Regions from separate parts of the Homo sapiens genome. Here regions 2 and 3 are each linked to region 1. The links are chromatin contacts, found by Hi-C or POLR2A ChIA-PET in ENCODE. All regions are on one chromosome and are shown on one strand. Each heading gives the region's core, a stretch centred on a gene start or an enhancer-like site at or near the end of the contact. The rest is flanking DNA. Distances are from core to core; before and after follow the strand shown.

Region 1 (4,987 bases), core at 1,074-3,573:
TATGCTCTCTATAACAGGACCCTGATGTTAAAATATTTGTGTATTTTTGTTGGTCCATAAATCCAAAGGTCTGGGAATCACTAGACTAAGTGATCATGAATATCTTTTCTAGCTCCAGAATTCTAACCACTTCTTAAGTCACAAATAGTATTTAACCAACTCTAAAGTAGAAGGAAGAACAAAAGTAAAAACTTTTACTCTTTTTTCTTCTTTTTTAACTCAACATTTCCCCAAATGTGTCCTGTGACAGACAAACCCCTGTTAAGATATTATAGATCTTCTATGGAAAAGAGGATTCTTAGTCAAATGAGTGTGAGAAACAAAAAGTTGTACAGGTTTCTTTATTGAGAATGTGCAAACTGCTAACACTTATTGTGATTCCCCCCTTAAAGACTCCACAAGTTATTGACAGGAATCAGCTGCCCTTCCACCCTCACCCCAAACTCTACCCATTGTAGGACAAACAGTGCACCTATGCCTGGAGCACAGTTTGAAAAAGATGACTTCAGCTAAAAGGTCCTCAATAGCTTTCCAATAAAGAAAAAACATAATATTAAAAACAAGACTTGCCATTTCTTTTATCATTATTATAATTTGATGTTTTTTTCCAAATTACCAAAACTACAAATATTTTTTAAATAAACAACAAAAGTTTTGTGGCCATTTTCGACAACTATGTTTTTTTTTCTTTCCCATTATAAATAAAGAAAAATTGTGTCAAGAGATTTGTGTCTAGTGATTGCAACACGATAATTAAAGCACTGGGATTGTCCAGAAGTTTGCAGTAACAAAGTTGCACCTATATCATCCCTATGCAATGAATAAAAAGTAAAATAAAAGTCTTCTGTAGGTATTAAGACTGAGAAAACCCCCAGACTCTTCTCAAATGATATGTTACTGTTAAATATTCCATTAGTAGGTACAATTAACTCTGAATGCTTGTGGCTCATAATTGATTTATTTAAATCACAGTTTTATTGTGATCAAGGAGCAAAACTCTTGGTAGAAAAAGATCTAAGAGTGCTTGTTTTTTATTTTTCTTTAATTATTTGATCAGAGTTGAGAAAGTTTACTTAGTCTTTTTTATTGCTGTTCACATTATCGTGTGAAATATCAACTAGCCAACCGCTTCAGCCTTCACATGCTGGATTCAAGTTTCACTTTACCCACCGAGGAAAGAACAGTTTTCACTTGGGACAAGATGATCCTGGGGCAGACTACCCAGAGAGAGGACCTAGGGATGATCTTTTGGATATTCTGACACTAGCAACCTTTCTTTCTGACTTTAGGCACACCAGGTTCTTGACAAGCCTGCAGCTCTGCATTACTTCTGATGTTTTCCATCATGACTGTATGGTAAATTCCAGCCTGTTTTTCACAATCCTGCTGACTACAGCAGTCTGCAACCATAAAAAGCCTTCACAGACCTAGAGTTGGCTTAGAGAAGTGCCTCTGCAGAGAAACAAAAGTACATGCAACATTTATGTTCAGAGACAGGAGAGAGGCAACAGCCTCTTGTTTTGGTTTCTGATGGGCTCAAAGGGTTGTTTTTAGGGTCAAAATTTAGAAATTTTAATTTTCTTCTGATAACATTTGTAAACAAAATACCAACACTAAAATGAGAGCAATTTAGCCAAGAAAGGGGGGAGTGTCCTGTCCAACAGCTCAAGCCCTCTTCCAAACTCCACTGGAGGGACGTGTCTGCAAATCAGCACATGACCGTACTTTGGTCTGACCTGCCTAGACTCCCTCAGCTTCCTGGTCAACAGGTATGTTTGAGGTTCACACCAAAGATTCAAGGTTTCAGAACCAGCTTCTTTTGAATCTTAAGCTAGTACTGATTCAGTCTCTGGGGAGGAGGATAAAAACACCAAACAACTCTTTCTAACAGACTATAATATCCATTTACACAATATGATTCAATACACAAGCACTATAGTTAGAAAGTATACAGTTCAAGCTCTGATGAACAGCTGCTCAATGTAATAAGTTTGTTTTCATTTTTGCAATAAAGAGCTGTAATTGAAAAGTAAATAACAGGAGGGGAAAGTAAAAGTTTAAGAGACCCCTTCACACATTTGAACTTTGAATCTCTGCAGAATAACTCTATTCCCCCCGTATGGTAAAGCAGATCATATTTAAAATCAACATTTAAAAACATCTATATCTTAATATTATTTTTAAAACATAAAACATCAGGCTACTTGCCTTTTGGCAATTTCTGTGCATTTCCCAGGGCTAGTGTAATACTTCCACAGAGAAGTAGACACCCCAAACTGGAGAGCATGTTGCATTTGCCACCTCGCATGGGGAATGATGCTGGTGGGTGCCTCGCAACCCTGGAGCTGCATTTAAGTGGACTGTCTCCCAGTGACAGAGGCGGGCGGCTGCACTTAGCTGTGCCGTGGGCTTACTCACAGGGGGTGGAGACAAGATGACATCACACCCTTTCCCACACACACCAAAAAAAAAAAAAAAAAAGCACAACAGCAAAAACATATCATCACATTTCTTTCTTTCTGCTAAGTTGTAACTGTGTCTCTTCCTTCTGTGATATAAAAATTCAAATTATGGCAGATCTGTATTTGTGAAAGAAGAAGTATTTAGGCAGTTTTGAAACATTTGATAAACTATTTTAAAGAATCCAGAAACAATGTACTAAAAGCTATCAAAATGTTAAAAATATAAAATAAAACCTTATTAAGAAGGAAACTTTTTAATTATCCAGTAAACCAACCCAATTCTTTTAAATGGGAGTAAACTCATAAAGATATATTTTGAGCCATTCTGTAGTTCCTGTATTATGAGAAACATTTAAGAGTAAGTCTTTGGCTACAAAGCTATACATTACGTTATAATATATATGTGTATACACATATATTCAACAGATGTAGATGTAGAGACGTAGAGAGAGCACTATTACTATGTGAGCCTCAACTGTGGACTGAGTTCTGTAATCGAGTCTTTACCTACTTTACTGTATTTTAATCTTCCCAGTGCCTCTGCAGGAGATATGGCATTATCCCCATTTTGCCATTAAGAAAAGCTGAGGAAAAAAGGTTAAGTGTCCTGACAATGCTAGTATATTCTACTGCTTAATAACGGATGCCACTTACTAATGAATTGTCCTTGAGCAAACTTCATCTCTATATTATCAATATTGATGACATTTAAATGCTTGCTCCGTGTTAGGCACTGATCGAATCAGTTTACACATGTTAAGACATTTATTCCTCAAAACGGTCTATGAGGCAGGCATTGTCATCATCCCCATTTTACAGATAGATAAACTGGGCACAGAGAGGTCAAGTGAAAGTCCAAGGTCACAGTGTTGGCATTTTAAGCAGCCCATTTAACTATAGTGCTTCCAGTCTTAATTACTACATTTTAGATTCTAAAATAAAGATGACAGTATCAATTTCTTACATTTGCTAGCAGTTTTTCGAAAGTAGTTGCCATAGAGCCTGACACACAGGAAACATTTACTAAATGGCAGTCACTGGAAACAATAATAATGAAAATGATAAGCCCCCAGTTAAGTAGAACTATAATTCTAACCTGGGCATATTTACCTCTGAAGTCCACATGTGTATCCTTTCCCCCTACATCACTTTGGTCAAAATATATAGACGCATGGGTGGAATGGCTGGGTTAATAAAGCACTTTAAACCTTGTTGGTATATTTATACTGACTCTTTGAAAATCGCTTACCTCATTGGGGTGCTGTAGCTGAACCAAAAACAGTAAGAGAAAAATTAAATAACACTGGTCAAATGAAATTCTAGTTAGAAAACTTATCAAAAAGAAAAAAGAAGAAAAAATGGAAGAGACAGCCCCGTCTTCCAAATAAAGTGTGAGAAGGCACCTTGTTAAAGTCATTTAGAGTTGGCTGGGTCTAAGCTCTCACCATAGGAATGCTCTGGCAGTGACTACAGGAGGCACTGGCTTATTTAACAGGTCTTTTTCATCTCTGATTTTTTACTTGAATAAGCAGTTCCCTCAATCGGGGTTAGGACATTTATCCAGCTGGCACTGCTGGTTCTGCTCCTATATGTCATTGCCATCACATTAAGCCAGTGAGACCACTGTGTTAGCAGGAAATGACAGGTTTTCTGAGGGGAACAAACCCAGCAGAAATATTGTAAAGAAGGCTGGTTCTTCAAAACATTTATGAGGGGCTGGTGCAAGAGTTAGGAATTGACCTCTGCTTGGCCAGCAGGAATTCAGGAATTGGCCTCTGCATGGCCAGCAGGCAAAGTCAAATCCACCTTAGCAATCATTATTTGCAGTTTTGCAACTGACTGTAGGCTAATTAAATGAAGCACAATCTCTAATTATTGTGTCAGAAATAAAAAATGGTTGCATTATCTTAGCTAGTAGGACACTTGAACATTCAGTGAGGATGTTGAAAGTATTAGGGCTCTCCTCAGACTAGGGAGGAGTAACACTACAGAAAGCAACTGTGCCTCTTTTGCTACTGTCTCTAGTGCCTAGAATATAAGAATACAATAAGTACATGATGAGTAAGTGTCAAATGAAACAGAATTCATCAATTCCTCCCAATAACCTAAGGGTTAGTTCTAGATTATGTCAGAGAACACTTGAGTATGACCTAGAATGTGCAGTTGTTGGGAGATAATTTTGCAAGGGTAACTAATGTTTCCGCACATCCTATGAGCAGAGGCACTAACTCCCTATGTTCCAGAATATCTTGTAAAGAATATTTGCACATAAAATATCCTTGGAAGATAGAAATTTGTGTTCTGTTCCATATAATAAAGGTAACATCTCCCTCTGGGGCAATGTGAATACATGATCACTTCCCATTATAAAATATTTAAGTTCTCTAAGCTTGTCATTCCTCTTCTGTAAAACAACCCATGGCATGTGTACATATCACCTGTACCTCTTTGTGTTGTCCTGTGAGAATTTGGGCTCCTAGAACTAGTGCAAATGCTGATATTCAGGCTACTGCTATTGCTGTAAT
Region 2 (4,987 bases), core at 1,722-4,221, 94 kb before region 1:
CTTTCTTCCTTCCTCTCTTCTCCCTTTCTCTCTCCATAACTTTATCAAGATAATTTTTAAAAAGAAAAAGAGCAATCCATAAGTGTTTATTTTCTCAGCATTAGTACCCCAGACCAATCCATTAGGAACCGGAATTATCACAAGGAGGCATGTTCTTTTGAGTCCATTTTCCAAACAAAATAAGTCATGGGATTAGTGGTGGGTGAAATAAAAAGTATTTCAGATTCTTTGAAGCATTTCAAAATTATTTTTCAAAAAATTGGGTTTTGGAAATATCTTCTACATGTTTTTCCAAGTATTCATCCCTTGAGAACCATGGGCATATGAAGGGAAATTTGATTTTTTTCTTGAGTCTAGATTTCCCAACGTCAGATGAAAGGTGATTTTGAGAACTTATAAACACTTTAAAAATTCCTTCATTTTAGTTTGATTTGGACAAATAAAAATAAATAAAACACTACAAAAAACATAAACATGGCCAAAAAGCACATTAAGAAGTATGCAATAGCCTTAGTGTAAGGGAAATACATATCAAAACTGTAATGAAAAACTACTACACTAGAATGGCTAAAATGAAAGATGCTGACAACACAAAATGCTGCTTTAGAATGTGGAGCAATCAGAGCTCTCCTACATTGCTTGTGGGAATGTAGATGGAAAAATTAGGCAAAAAATAATCAAATATACGTAATATACATCTTCCTATAACTCAGAAATTCCACTTATGTTTAAGAGAAATTAAAATGTCCACCAAAATTTTATGCGAAAATGTTTATACAGTCTGTATTCATATACATAAAAAAAAACAACATAATTCAGGTGCTCATTAGCAAGAGAATAAACTTTTGAATATTCACATAATAGACTATCACTCAGGAGTACAAAAAAGAATGAATTATTGATATCCGCAATGTCATGAATGAATCTCAATGCTCAGCGAAAGAAGACAGTCAGAAAACCCATACTATATGACTCCATTTATATGGAATTCTAGAGTAGGCAAAACTAATCTATGGTGATAGAAATCAAATCAATGGTTGTTTCTGGAGGAAAGTACTTTCTAGAGTGATAAAATTTTTCTGTTTCCTGATGGGTATTGGATACATGGTTATAGGCATTTGTCATAACTCAAACTGTACACTAATATTTATGCATTTTACTGTGTTTAAATTATACCTCAATAAATGTTTTTTATTCAAAAAGGAATAAGAAAACTTCTGAAATGTAAAAATCACTTTGAATGTATTTAAAATAGAAAACTTTAAAAATAAAATGCCTTGATTGAAGCTTGAAAATTTTGAATGCTTTTCTAGATGCAAGTTTCTGAGTTTTGAAGCTAATATAGTAAATATTTATAAGCAAACATCATTTTATAACCAACCTAGAAGTATGGTTCAGCATGTAGCACAGGGCCTAGTACATATCCATCCAATGCATCTAAATACATGCATCAAATGGTTGGATGGATAAATAGCAGTAGTTTAAAAATATACTTAGATTTTTCCCATTTGTTCTTCCAAAGAAAATGGTAGCTTCATTTCCAACTTGCTTTTCCTCTGCTTATATCTCTGCCTGTGTGTCTCTCCTCAGTTTTCTAAGCCAGTGATTCTCAAACTTCAGTGGGCATCAAAACCACCTGGAAGGCTTGTGAAAACACAAATGGCTGGGCCCCACCTTGAGAGTTTCTAACTCAGTGAGTCTGAGGGGGACCTGAGAATTTACCTTTTGACAAGTTCAAGACATGCTGATACTGCTTGCTTTGGGAACCACACTTTGAGAAGTATGATTTAAGAGCTTCAATTGTGAGATCAAAGATCCATCCTTTTCCAATCAACTTTCCAACTTTTAATTGTCTTTCCTAACTGCCTTTGGCCCCGCCTTCTGAGTTTCTAATTGCACTTATTACTGATACCACCCATTTGCTATTTGACTCATACTTCCTTGTATAATAGTTCATGATTTTTGAAAAAAATTACATGTATGTGTTTTCTATTCAGGTAGATAACCTTCTCAAGGGCAGGGCCCCTGACTTTGTTCCCCTCACACCTAGAACAGGCTGTACAGCTAAGAGGTGTTAAGTCAATGCTAACAGTCCTGATACTTACATATTCTTCTAAAGCATGTACAGATGCTATTAAAAGCAAATGCTAATATTACCTGTCATTGGGACAGTGACTTGGCAATGTCCAGTCATGGTGTGGGTTGATGAGGAAACCCCAGGACAGGAAGACCGAGCTCGGTGTCAGAGTGCCAACCACCAGCTGCAGAGGTTTGCGAGAACGAGTTTTACCTGTGGAGGTGGCATAGAGGTTAATAATTCAGGAGACATTTAGTAAGTTGCCATGATTCGGGTAAAATGCATTAAAGATGACTTGGCAAGATGATGCAAAATGTGAAAACATCAAGTTCCTTTCCTTTTCTATAGTCCACATTATTACTAATTTTTGCCCAGGAATTTAAATGTGAATCAAATACCTTTTTCAGATTTGTGTCTATGCATGTGTGCATATGCATATATGCATACACATGTATATGTATATTGTACATGTACACATATTAACAATATCCAGCTATACCTAGTTTTATTTTCTTGTGGGTCAGGGAAGGATATGGAGGTCTTAGCTGTGATGAGTGAAATAAACAAACACACATACACACACTTAATTTCTTTTACAGATAAAATGAAAGTATGTTTATTTTTTTCCCGGGACTGTGAATGAGTGTGAAATAACATCTAAGACAAGAAAATAAACCTTATTATCTAGATTGTAGGTTATAATCTTTTTTAACCTATTTAGAAGTGTAAAATCTCTTCATGTTATTGTAGTAAGTATATATTTTACAATGAGTATCTAAATGGAAAAGGCAAACACATTTTTTAACAATGATGGAAGAGTAGGGGTAACACAGGAAGCACAGTTGTTCTGATGGTGCCAACTGGATCTAAATAATGCCAAGAGTTATGCTAATAAATCACTGGAGATTGTGTTCAAGTACACAGAAGCAGGCACTTGCACTTTCAAAATTATCTGAAACTGCAGAAGTAGGGCAGCGAAAAACAGGAAGAACCTCAACCATGAAAACCAATGCTGACTCATTGAAAATAATTAGAGTAAATAAGATAAAAATCCGATAGAAAGCCTAATAAAACTACACAGAATATAAAACATACATACTCTGTATTGCTGTTGAATTCCCTCTTTTATTTCTTGAGACTATGAATGTTGTATTTGCTCTAGAAAGAACTTGTGCTGTCTAATGAAGTGGGAGCCAAATGGCAGAATGGCCTGCCACCTCTATTAAGGTAGGTAGGAGAGTGCCCCTTGCATGAGCCTATTGGTGGTCATCTGAATCAAATGCTCTTGAAAATTGTGTCAAGCTTGTTCCTTTTGTTAAATTTAAGTTCTGTAAGTTGTTATTCAAGCAAGAACCCTTCTTAGCACAGAATACACCTAACCTAGTGGTGGCAAATTGCCTCATTATAGGATAGTTGACTTTTAAAGATGTTTGAAATAAGTTTCAAAGATAGTTATCATTTACATGGTTGGAAACACGGGTTTATTCTTCTCTAACTTCTGCAGACCCAGCTGTAATTGTGCCTTATATGATGGTGATTTAAATTGTCATGTATGAGCTCCAATGAGGGCAGATTAGAATCTGCAGTGAAGGCAGGGAACACTTATAGTTTGAACAAGCCCTGGGATGATTGTGATCTTCCCTTTTCAATTCCTGAGTTGATTTTCACTAACGTGATGCAACGATCTCATTCACTTTGCAGATGAAAAATAAGGCACAGAGAAGTTTCAAGATTGTCCAAAGTCACATTAAGAGCAAAGTCAAAACTCAAGTCCTGGGTCTCCTCAATCACAATCTAGTTTTATTTTTATGATATCACTGTCTTGGCTCTCTATGTATAAAAATAATGCCATTTAGAGATGAAAGACATATTTTTCATGTAAGGAACCTAAGGCTTGTATGACCAAGGGAAACTAATGGTCTCCCAATTATTTGTATGACCAAATAACTATTTCACTAAGGTTGAATCTTAATATAAAAATAATTAAATAATTAAAATTTATGTGGCAGATACAAATATAGAATGAATGGAAGCTAATCCCTTAGTCATTACATTATTCCTAAATGCAGATAACAAAAACAAAATTATATCCGCTATCCAAAAAGAAAGGTGGGATGTTATATCCTGAGCAAGATGAAGCAATTTCCTGAGCTGGTCATAAAGTAAACAATAATTTCTAAGGCTAGTGTCATAGAATCCTCAAAATAAAATGAAGTTATAAAGTGCTAAGGCATGATCATTCTCTTGACATTCCTTACATAATTTTGTATATTTGTACTATGATCATATTTCTATCAAGAAACAGTTCAATGAGTATTCATCTGAAAACAGATTCCATGGAATCACACTGATGTTTCTTGAGTTTGTGGCTCAATATTTTTGAAGTACAGTCTTGAAATATTGAGAGTACATCTATTTTCAAGTGTGTGGAAAACTGTCTGGACAACTCTCACTAACAAGTTGTAAGGAGCGATTGGAATTTCCCTTTTGCTTTGGGATGATCTATGAGGCCAGGAAAAAGAATTAGTATTTTTCAAAATGCTTAACCATTCAATGCTGCTCTTAAAAGAAGTGGAAATCAGCAGAAAGAGGGGAGGGAATTGTGGCAACTAATTTCTGATTTAAGCTATTTAGTATAACTGAATAGCTGACTGTTCTTTCTCCCATTTTATTCCTCCAGAAAAATATAGCAAACAAACAAAAAGATCCTTTTATCGTGTGGTATCCAGTGTACCATAAAAGATGAACATGCTTTGGCAATAATTACTTGGAGATCATTCACATTAGAAAAATAAAAGCAGGCTGGGTGCAGTGGCTCACACCTGTAATCCCAGCACTTTGGGAGAGCGAGGTGGGGGTGGATCATGAGGTCAGGAGGTCGAGACTGTCCTGGCTAACACGGTGAAACCC
Region 3 (4,987 bases), core at 879-3,378, 74 kb after region 1:
ATGTGCAGTGAGGACCTCATGTCTTTCCAAGATCACATATCTGAACTGTGACACTGTGAACCATTAATATCTCAATCTGAAATCAAGTTCACTAAATCTGAATGAATGGGTGGTTAGAGAAAAGGAGGAAGAGGAGGAAATGAATTGCTATAAATTAAGAATGTATTATAGAACATGAGCATTGGCAAATCTATTCATGTCTATATACAAGCCTCTCCCCCTAGATCAGTCTTCTTTTGGAATTGAATGAGCCTGAGAAAACATCTAGTCCAAACTCCTCACCTGACAGATGAAACCAAAACCCTAAAAGATGATGTGATACACCCTGGATTATACAGCTTGACATCACCTGACCCAGGACTAGAACACAAGGCTCCTAATTTGCTTCTAGGGTTCTTCTCATTGTAGCCTTAAAACACAAGACTGAAATTTTAAAGCCTAACTCTAAGAAAAGCACATAAAACAGGGAACTAAAATAGCACTAAAATAGGGCTCTGATATGGAAGTCCTCACATCCTGAATGACTGGGATGGATCATTTGTATTGCAAAAATTAGCCTTAGGAATCTCCTGTAAGACTTTTCCTGTTTTTCATTGCTATACCCTAGTTTCCACTTGGCCCTATCACCCACACCTCATCAAACTGGAAATATTATAAAACCTTGATTAATGCATGAAATGCATGGATTTCTCAAAGGAATCTGATCCCTGAGATGGGATGAAAGTTACTAATATTTAAATCCAATAAAATAAGAGTAAGAATAAAAGTAATAATAACAGCTAATATTTAGGAACATTTTCTTTGTACCAAGAGTATACTGATTGTATTACGTTTCATAGTTTGTTCTTACAATAGCTATGTGAGCAGAGTGCTACTATCATACCAACTTTACCATCAAAAAAGATTTAAATGATCTTTCCATTATTGGGTAGCTTGAAAGTGGGGTAACCAGTATTGAAGCCCAGGACTGCCTGATATAAAAAATCTGCTCTTCCCTCATCCCACACTTGGCAGTCATTCCTCTACAATACAAGAACAACTTTTAAGACATTCTCCTTCCAAAACTCTCATTGAATATAACCCTTCATAATCCAAGGTAGCTGGGGCTTATAAAAACACACATTCGGAGGCATGTTCTTCTGATGCGAAGCCTTTAAAAAAGAGAGGTGAAATAACAGAATAGGCAAGGAAATCAGTGCCTTTGGTTTTGTTACTGTTCAAGTACTACCCTTGTCAGAGAACTGCAGTTGTTCTCAAATGATTCAGGGAAAAAAACACCCTTCTGAGTCAGTAAGTTCGGCTGAAAGACAAGAGAAAATCAAGCAGAGTCATTCTAAACCAATGATTCATTGACCTTGGAAATCTGGCTAGTAGATGTCTAATAAAAACAAACCCTTTCAGTTTAAGAGATGAGATATTTACTCCATACCTAATGAAAAGTACAGAGAACTTAGAGAAATTAAATATTTTTTCCTAACACAAAACCTGGACAGATTTCTTCTTTTTCAAGGACAAGTAAAACAATATTAAGTAACATAAAGAAAGGAAGTACTGCCTTAGGGATACAGGGTATGCACAAAAAACGATTAACCATAAGAAACTGAAGATATTTTTAGAAATTATCTACTTTGCATTTTTCATAAATTAAAACAGCGTTTTCTGAAACATAAGAAATGAGTTTAAGATAAACTAGAATAAAGGGTAAGATTAAAATTAAAAAGGAATTGATCAGTACAAGGAAAGAATGCATTAAGTTAAGGGAGAAGTTTTGTTCTCTCGTCATTACCAATTTTCTTGCCACAAACAATTACAAAAGCTAAATAAAAGATAAAGAAAAATGTTTGAATGCAACAGTGAAGGGATCAAAGAGCAACCGAGGCTATCAGAAGTTGAAGGGCAATTATCCCATAAAGAAGAGAGACAGACTAATATGAACACATTTTTATAACTGTCTTTCCTCAGAGGTGTTGGTGATGTAGACCACCATTTCTAAGCAGAAAGTGGTAAGCTGGCACTGACAGCAGCCTCCCCAGGCTGGGCAGACACAGACCAAAGAAGCCAGAATGTAACAGGGAAAAGGGAATGCAGAAAGGATAGCTCAAAATACTACAGCAATTTGCCCTTCAGCCATTTGCCAACTGCTAAGTTTTACTCATACAGATTGAGACTTGAAAAAACAAGGAAAAAGCCCCAGCTCAGATGCCAGAGAGTGAAGCCAAGATTTCAGCAGTTTTTCAGTCCATCAGAGAGACAGAAGTCTGAATTCACAACCCAGTATGGTGGGGGGACCTTAGTAAAAAACTCCAGGCTCTCAGTTGAGACATAAAAGAGAAAATATATACGTACTTGAAAGCATCAGGTCATGCCAGAGTTTCTCCAATATGCATAAATTGCCTATATATATATTATATATATGTCCATTCTATATATATATAACATGTCCATTCTACTTTTTTTTGTATTTCACTGCTTTCTCTCTTTTTCTCTTTGTCTCTATAAATTTCTGCTTTTAATCTAGTTGTAATTTTATAATTTAATGCTTAATTTATTCATTCTTGTTCTTCAAGGTCAATACTTTTACTAATAGCAGCTTTATAAAGCTATAACTCATAAGTTTTGGCATATATATATGATATATATATTTCTATGTAGTTAAAATATCAATGGTTAATATCAAATATACATATAAGATTAAGCAAAATAAAATTCAGATTCCTTTATGCCAAAACTTATGACTTATAGCTTTATAAAGCTGCTATTAGTAAAAGTATTGACCTTGAAGAACAAGAATGAATAAATTAAGCATTAAATTATAAAATTACAACTAGATTAAAAGCAGAAATTTATAGAGACAAAGAGAAAAAGAGAGAAAGCAGTGAAATACAAAAAAAAGTAGAATGGACATGTAATTGATAAACAACTAAATAATTAGTTCTTCTGAAAAATCCTATAAAAAGTTGTCTAGAATATAAACAACAGGATTTTTAAATTTAAGTACTGGTTCTAAAGTTCATTTGGGAAAAAAAGCCACTTATAAAAATAAAAAAAAGTTGAACAACGGAGTAAAAAAGGATACTGACCCAGCCAAATATGATAAATCATAAATGTATTTCTCATATACTATAATCTCTATGTTCTGTTCAGTGTCTTTGTTCTTAGGTGGCATAATAATACTACATCATATTATGAGGTTTTGCCATGTTGCCCAGGCTGGTCTGGAACTCCTGGCCTCAAGTGATTCACCTGCCTTGGCCTCTCAAAATGCTGAGATTATAAGCTTGAGCCACCATATCCAGCCAGCTCGTTTTCTTAAGAGGAAGTTTAGTTGATAGAGAATTAGGGATTTCATCTGAAAAGAAGTAAAGGTAATTTATACATATTGGGGAAATTTTGGCATGACCTGATGCTTTCAGGTATTTATAACCCAGATCTCTTTATAAGTATTTCTTTATTCATTCCACTCTATTTGAGGGCCTATCATATGCCCAACACTTTATACAGCCTTGGGAATACACAGTTGAGAATAGCACAGGGATACTCCCTGCATTCAGAGAGCATACAGTTTGAGGGTAGGACAGACATTAAATAAAGGACACAATCTGTAGGTGAATTTAAGGAAAGAACCAAGATGGGATTAAACACTATTCTGCTTCTTACTGACTGGTGACTATATTTCATCATGATATTAACAGCATTATAAAACACCTAGGAAAAGTCAACAAATTATAATACATTTCAGTCTGTCAAGCAGTTTTGTTTAAGGCAGCTTTAAAAAATCCTGACGTCTAGGACACAACCAAGACCAGATAAGGCAGACTTTGGGGTGGGACCCAGGCATCAATATTATTAAAGCTTTCCAGGTGATTCCAATGTGCAGCCAAGGTTGAGAATCACCGATTTCAGGGGAAGTTTACACGTTTTTAATTTCTTTTGTATAAACATATAAACTTATTTTCCATTTTATCTAATATCCAAAGGCCTTCTAATTCATATGCCCACTTAGTCACAGAAAATATTTATGCCTCATCACCAAGTGTAAAATTTCTGGGTGGGGACATAACCTGAGCTAAGTAGCTGGAATATAAAACTGGCTATTTCTAATAGTAATCTCAAAAAAAAGGAGGCAAGTTGTTTATTTAATACTTATTTTGGCTATTACTTTATGCTTAAAAGTCCAATATAATTACATGTGATGCTAAACAAGAGTCATGTGTATCTGAGTATTGCATCATTGAGGGTAACTGCCACACCTCCCTATAGTTACAGGCTAATGTTCCTACCTAAAGCAAAATATTAAACTGATCCTCTACAATTCTTCTTATGTTGCAGGGTTTATCTAACATGCTTATGGACAGGGACAAGCATTAGGATTGAAAGAACCACTCCAAACACTATAAACAGAATATTAAAAATCTTATTGTTACCAAATAGGCAAAAGAAAAATAACATAAGCAAAGACTAGAGGTTTTCCAAAGTTTTCCTCAGTTATTTTATTCTTTGATTATAAGGCCATCTCAGGCTGTAATGTTTGGAATTTGGCCTGTTGGCCTCCAAAACCAAGGGCAAGCCATCTGGCTCCAAGCACAATGAGCTCCAATTATGGCACCATTGAATTTTTTTCTCTTTCTTTTTCCTTTGTGGATAAGACTAAGTTTTGCCATTTTGTTCTCAAGTTTCTAAGTTTTATTTTTGCTTTAGGACTCTCCCCACAGCAGCAATTCTTGCAATTACACGTTTATGTTCTGAACTCACAAGTAAATCCTATAAAAATACTCCCTTATCCCATGTTAATTACTCAAAAATCAAACCAAAGGAGCAAGTCCGTAGTAGCAAAGGGTTTTCTGCAAAGCAGAAGATACATGAAGGAATTCCTTACGGCTCCATCCTACTTTATAATCAGGGTGTGATTTTACAGCATTTAGAAAGAAATAAACAAAGGATACATCATTCTTTAAAACTTTATTTTGTCTCCTTATTTCCAAGAGTC

The links. A loop is a pair of places that touch in the nucleus more often than their neighbours do. ChIA-PET counts read pairs that join two places held with the same protein, here RNA polymerase II (POLR2A). Pooled maps may share reads with other maps.
Region 2: a map of PC-3 shows a loop between it and region 1 (4-fold over the local background). The contact joins the enhancer-like site here to the promoter of ABI3BP in region 1. A Hi-C loop is called at or near these places in 4 of 168 maps with a recorded cell type or tissue (IMR-90, PC-3, astrocyte of the cerebellum and 1 more) and 1 of 50 pooled maps. POLR2A ChIA-PET finds 5 or more read pairs at or near these places in 1 of 52 experiments (A673).
Region 3: a map of PC-3 shows a loop between it and region 1 (4-fold over the local background). The contact joins the enhancer-like site here to the promoter of ABI3BP in region 1. A Hi-C loop is called at or near these places in 7 of 168 maps with a recorded cell type or tissue (Calu3, PC-3, aorta and 4 more) and 11 of 50 pooled maps. POLR2A ChIA-PET finds 5 or more read pairs at or near these places in 2 of 52 experiments (A549 and SK-N-SH).

What each region holds. Positions count from the first base shown.
Region 1 is chr3:100,991,098-100,996,084 of GRCh38, forward strand. It overlaps ABI3BP (ABI family member 3 binding protein), which reads right to left and starts at 2,324. Exons shown (of 68, transcript NM_001375547.2): 1 at 2,209-2,324. The coding sequence starts at 2,287.
Region 2 is chr3:100,896,605-100,901,591 of GRCh38, forward strand. ABI3BP (ABI family member 3 binding protein) reads right to left here. Exons shown (of 68, transcript NM_001375547.2): 4 at 2,158-2,290. Among named protein-coding and RNA genes, the nearest start is that of ABI3BP, 94 kb to the right of the region's middle. Within about 2 kb of position 2,972, at least 3 of the 41 ENCODE cell types and tissues checked have a DNase peak (open chromatin) inside an H3K27ac peak, as active enhancers do; they include PC-3 and endothelial cell of umbilical vein, where a contact is called at or near this core.
Region 3 is chr3:101,064,848-101,069,834 of GRCh38, forward strand. No RefSeq gene overlaps it. Among named protein-coding and RNA genes, the nearest start is that of ABI3BP, 74 kb to the left of the region's middle. Within about 2 kb of position 2,129, at least 6 of the 41 ENCODE cell types and tissues checked have a DNase peak (open chromatin) inside an H3K27ac peak, as active enhancers do; they include PC-3 and endothelial cell of umbilical vein, where a contact is called at or near this core.